2 separate regions of the Homo sapiens genome follow, and region 2 is linked to region 1. The links are chromatin loops, found by intact Hi-C in ENCODE. Cell type or tissue: heart left ventricle. All regions are shown on one strand. Links, peaks and the distances in the headings refer to the core of each region. The heading gives the core; the rest is flanking DNA. Region 1 overlaps CLDN10-AS1 (CLDN10 antisense RNA 1). Region 2 holds the start of LOC124903194 (a long non-coding RNA gene).

Region 1 (2,917 bases), core at 191-2,690:
AGGGACTCATGGGAAGGGATGGAAATTAAATTTCAGCTGTTTGGCAGGGCTCTCGTGTAGACAGGGCTGATGAGAACATCTCTCCACCAGTCCATCCCATGTGACACACACACACAGGCACACACACACACTAGCATCAGCAGCTGCAGACATTCCTAAGGTGGGGCATTAAGCAGTGAGGTTGAATTCCCTAACCCTACCCTATCAAGGATTAATTAGTTCTCCTTTGAAGACAGAAAGGAGCCAGGCGCAATGGCTCACGCCTGTAATCCCAGCACTTTGGGAGGTCGAGGCAGGTGGATCACCAGAGGTCAGGAGTTCAAGACCAGCCTGGCCAACCTGGTGAAACCCCATCTCAACTAGCTGGGCGTGGTGGCAGGCACCTGTAATCCCAGATACTTGGGAGGCTGAGGCAAGAGAATCACTGGAACCTGGGAGGCAGAGGTTGCAGTGAGCCGAGATTGCACCATTGCACTCCAGCCTGGACGACAGAGCGAGACTCCGTCTCAAAAAAAAAAAAAAAAAAAAAAAGAAAGGGAAGGGTCTTGGCACAAGCCAAATTACAAATGTGTCTATTTTATGTTTATTCAAGCATTAGCCCTCACTTTGTAAACATCTGCTTTGCCCACTGCCTCCTTAGTTCATTTTACCTGTTATGGCAGTGATTCGACAGAGATGAGAGCTTTGAGTTGTATTTGCTTCACTGTCTGCCAACAACCACCCTGGAGCCAAAAATACCCTTCAGATAAGGCACAAAGGGACTTGGCCTGGGCTGAAACCAAAATCAACTTCCAAAGACCATAGTCCTTATACGAATGAGAGCTCAGAGCTGTGCACTGAAGAAAGTGAGTCAGCCAACGACTTCAAGTCCCCATGTGCCCATTGTAAGACATCCCTGGAATGTGGCTCTCTGCATTTGAGCAATGGGTAAACAATGGGGCTGCAACAATACCTGCCTTTAAAAATGAGTGGGTTCTGCTAAATTTCCAGAGAGAGAGAACCAGATCTGATTTTATATTTTTAGTTAGGAAATTCCTTGTTTTCTCCCTGTGGACGCTCAGAACCTGATACCATCCTATCACATGGACTTGCAGTCTCAACATAGTGTTAGAATTATCCCAAGGAACACACCTTTTCATGGGAATTAAGAATGAATACAGAAAGATGTATTTGCCTTTGAAAACACCAAAGTTTCTCTACTGGCAAAAAATATTCCTTTGATCCATTTGTGAATTTTGGCTATTACCCTAATTCCCTGCCACCTTCAATAGTTAAACGTTCTTGAGTTGGGGGAAGAGCAGGGTTAAAGCTCAAGGTAAATTTCACCACCTTTAATCTGACGTCTCCTTCTACTTCTTGAAATTAGTGAGAATTTCCAGTGTAATAATCAACAGTGACTTACGCAGATAATCAAAATGAATGCTTTTTAAAAATATGCAAAGCTGGCCAGTGTGATGGCTTATGCCTGTAATCCCAGCACTTTGGGAGGCTGAGGTGGGGGGATCACTTGAGCTCAGGAGTTTGAGACCATCCCGGGCAACATAGTGAGATCATATCCCTATAAAAAGGAAAAATAAAAATATTAAAAAATATTTTAAAATTGCCAGGCGTGGTGGCTCATGCTTGTAATCCCAGCACTTTGGGAGGCTGAGGCAGGCAGATCACCTGAGGTCAGGAGTTCTAGACCAGCCTGACCAACGTGGTGAAACCCTGTCTCTACTAAAAATATAAAAATTAGCTGGGCGTGGTGGCACATGCTTGTAATTCCAGCTACTCAGGAGGCTGAGGCAGGAGAATGGCTTGAACCTGGGAGGTGGAGGTTGTAGTGAGCTGAGATCAGGCCACTGCACTCCACCTGGGTGACAGAGTGAGACTCTGTCTCAAAAAAATAAAATAAAATAAAATAAAAAATTAAGGAATATGTAAATGTCATCTCATATTTTAGTAAATGTGATTAATGTTTCTTGCAGAGGACTTAATGTTTCTTGCAGAAGTAAAAAATGTAGGCAGACAGAAGAGAATATTCCTGTTTTCCTGTCCATAAATATGCCCATATATAGTCTTCTGTAACTTACACTATTCACCTCACTGTAGTCCTCTTTCTGGTTCAATTGTCATACTTCTTCAGTGATGATATTTGCTTGCTTGGCTGGCTTTATCGACAATCTCTACTTCAAACTCTTTTCAATGACCAAATCCAGGAAATATTTTAAGGTGTGCATTTTCCTGTAATTCCATGTAGTATCCATGACTACTCCTTTTCATTTCAATGTTTAAAATTCTGATAAAATACAGGTAACATAAAATTTATTATTGTAACCATTTTGAAGTGTACAGTTCAGTAGTGTTAAGTATATTCACATTTGTGCAACCAGTCCCCAGAACTCTTTTCAACTTGCAGAACTGAAACTCTGTACCATTAACAACAGCCCGCCATTTCTCCCTCCCCCTTCTCCCTAGCAGCCACCATTCTACTTTGTGCCACTATAATTTTGACTAAGTGCCTTATATAAGTAGAATTATACAGCATTTGTTTCTTTGTGACTGACTTATTTCATTTAGTATTACATCCTTAAGATTCATGTATGCTGTAGCTTGGGTCAGAACTTTCATCCCTTTTAAGGCTGAATAATATTCCATTGTAAGTATATAGGACATTTTGTTTATCCATTCATCCACCCACGGACACTTGGGTTTCTTCCATGTTTCAGTTTTTATAAACAGTGCTGCTATAAACATGGGTGTACAAATATCTCTTTGAGATCTTGCTTTCCATTCTTTTGAGTATTTAACCAGAAGCGGAATTTCTAGATCATACGGTAGTTTTATTTTTAATTTTTTGAGGAACCTATGGACAGCTCTTGATATAACATCCTTCCCTTTGGTTTTATATAAAAATGCATTCTTTTGAATATTG
Region 2 (2,917 bases), core at 89-2,588, 140 kb before region 1:
CCTGGCATTGTGTCATGATAGTGGGAGGTGCTGCTGGGTAACCTCTCAGTGTAGCATAGGGCAAGTCTGCATAAGTTATTTACTTTTTATTAACAGGATATTTTTTGAATTGTTTGTTACTATGATTTGAATAGGCCGCCTCCAAAATTCAGGTGTTACCAATGTAATAGTATTAAGAGATGGGGCCTGTAAGAGGTGATTTGGCCATAAGGGCTCCTCCTTTTATGAATGGGATTAAGGCCCTTATAAGGAGGCTTCACAAAGCATTTGGTTCTCTTGTCCTTCCAGCTTTTCTACCATGGGAAGATGCAGTGTTTTTCCCCTACAAGGATTCAGCATCAAGGCTTCATCTTGGAAGCAGAGATTGGACCTTCACCAGAAAATGGAACACGGCGGCACCTTGATCTTGAACTTCCCAGCCTCCAGAACTGAGAGAAAATAAATTTTATATCATAGCAGCACAAACAAAGACAGGCTCCTTCAGCAGCTTCACAGAACCTTGGATGCCTCCTGGCCCAGGAGCCAGTGGGGACACCTGGCCATTCCTGGGAGGTGGAGAAAGGATGCATGGAGGAAGAGAGGCATCCACCTGGCTCAGAGAACACTAAGCAGCAAAATATTGAAAGAGTTGTAGTGCTTCTCTTAACTGCTTCTATTAAAATGCAAGAGGAGAGAAATGACTTAAAGATAAAATTTATAATTAAAAGAGAAGCAGAATGTAAAGATTTGGAAAATTCACAGCCTGGGCATATAAAGATTTAAAAAATGTGTTGGGGAGAAAACCGAGAGTGGCCAAATGACTGTTGATATGGAGATTACTATGGATACAAGGAAGCCAGGTGATATTCATCAAGACAATGGGAGAGTGACCCCAAAGGCAATTCAGAGATCTTTGAGGCTGCCATGCCCATTTCAGGCCCAGAGTGCCAGGGCCTTGAGAGAAGAGTAGTTTTGCATGGCTCAGGGGTTCATGGAACCTTGGGGCTCACTGCCCAGGGCTGCCTTGGGTCTCTGCATTCCGCATTTTGGGGTAGCACGCCTCAGCTTTCCCAGCTGTAGCTCAAGCAGGCCCAGGTGTGGCTCAGGCCACCATCTTGGAAGGCATAGCCATACACACCTTGGCTGCATCCAGGTGGTGCTAATTCTGCAGGCTTGCAGAGTGCAAGAGCTGTGGAAGCATTATTGGCCTCCACCTAGAATTCAAAGGATATCTCAGACACTGTTGGGGCCCAAGCAGAGACTTGCTCTGGGGGCAGGGACACTGCAGAGAATCCCCACTAGAGCAGGCCTTAGTGAAGCCATGGGGGTAGGGTCTCTGCCCCAGAGACCCCAGACCTATAGAAATGCCAGCATGCAATGCCAACCTGTGAGAGCCACAGGTACCCAACACCAACCTGTGACAGCTGCTCCATGGGCTGTGCCCAGCAAAGCTGCAGGGGTGGGGTACCTTGGGGCCTTGGGGACCTTAACCTCTGCCCCAGTGTGTTCAGAAGGCAGGACATGAAGTAAGGGAAGGTTGTTCTTAGGCCTCAAGATTTGGTGGTGTTTGCCTTGTCGAGTTTTGGAGTTGCTTGGAATCTGTCACTCCTTTCTGCTTCCCTATTTCTCTCTTTTGAAATGGGAATGTTCATCCCATGCCTAAATACACCATTGTACTTTTAAAGCCCTTAGCTTGTTTGATTTCTTAGATTCAAAGCTGGAGGGAATTTGTCTCAGGATGAATCATACACTGACTCTTACCCATATCTGATTTAAATGAGACTCTGAATTTTAGACTTTTGAGCTGATACTGGAATAAGTTAAGACTTTCGGGGCTACTGGGAAGGAAGACATGTATTTTGTATGTGAGAAGGATATGAATTTTGGGGGCCACAGCAGAATGCTGTGGTTCGAATGTGTCCCTTCCAAAATTCAGGTGTTGGCAATGTGATGGTATTAAGAGGTGGGGCCTTTAAGAGGCAATTAGGCCATCAAGATGCCTCCCTCATTAATGGGAGTAAAGCCCTTATAAAAGAGGCTTCATAAAGCGTTCTGCTCACTTGCTCTTTCACTCTCTCTTGCCCTTCAGCTTTCTGCCATGTGAGGACGCTACCAGAAGGCCCTCATCAGAAACTCAAACCTGCAAGAGCCTTGATCTTGGACTTCCCAGCCCCCAGAAGTATGAGAAAATAAATTTCCATTTTTATAAATTACCCGGTCTCAGGTACTTTGTTGTAGTGCCACAAAACAGACTAAGACATATCAATAGAAAGAAGAATATGAGTGTGTGTGGGTGCTAAGCAGCGAAGGAGTTGGATTTAATGGACATTGCATTTGTCTTGTTTTCATATTTCTCTATATAGGTACCTTCCTTTGAGGATTGCTACAGTCTTTTTCAAGTAATTATGGTGGAGCTGTCATTTACACCCTGCGTTTAGCCAAACCACTGGTTGGGCATGTGACTAAGTCAATTAGAATCTTTCTCACAGGAATTTATTTACCTATTTATTTTTGAGATGGAGTCTCACTCTGTCACCCAGGCTGGAATGCAGTGTTACAATCTTGGCTCACTGCAATCTCTGTCTCCTGAGTCCAAGTGATTCTCCTCCCTCAGCCTCCTGAGTAGCTGGGACTACAGGCATGGGACACCATGCCTGGCTAATTTTTGTGTTTTTAGTAGAGATGAGGTTTCACCATGTTGACCAGGCTGGTCTCAAACTCCACACCGCAGGTGATCCGCCTGTCTCGACCTCCCAAAGTGCTGGCATTACAGGCGTGAATCACTGTGCCCAACCCTCCCAGGAATTTAATTGTTATAGTGGCAGTGAATGCAATTGAAGTTGAATTATCACAAGAACAGTTCCCTGTAATCCACAGAACAATCATGAGATGTGGGAGGTTCTAATGGCAGTTAAAATTCGATTTTTCTGCATAAAAG

What was found. Hi-C counts contacts between places; a loop is a spot of excess contacts. Peaks named below come from ENCODE experiments on the same cell type or tissue, not always from the same donor. Only the 100,000 strongest peaks of a DNase experiment are listed, where the experiment ranks them.
Region 2: it touches region 1 in a loop (2.4-fold over the local background); 20 of 110 quality-filtered maps call a loop at or near these places.

What each region holds. Positions count from the first base shown.
Region 1 is chr13:95,503,364-95,506,280 of GRCh38, reverse strand. All of the region lies in intron 2 of CLDN10-AS1 (CLDN10 antisense RNA 1), which reads left to right. It also overlaps a transcript of CLDN10 not described here. Among named protein-coding and RNA genes, the nearest start is that of CLDN10-AS1, 29 kb to the left of the region's middle. In heart left ventricle, for the core only: no CTCF peak of the experiment used is centred there; no DNase peak of the experiment used is centred there.
Region 2 is chr13:95,647,986-95,650,902 of GRCh38, reverse strand. It overlaps LOC124903194 (a long non-coding RNA gene), which reads left to right and starts at 292. Exons shown (of 2, transcript XR_007063840.1): 1 at 292-839; 2 at 2,069-2,192. In heart left ventricle, for the core only: no CTCF peak of the experiment used is centred there; a DNase peak (open chromatin) is centred at 1,399.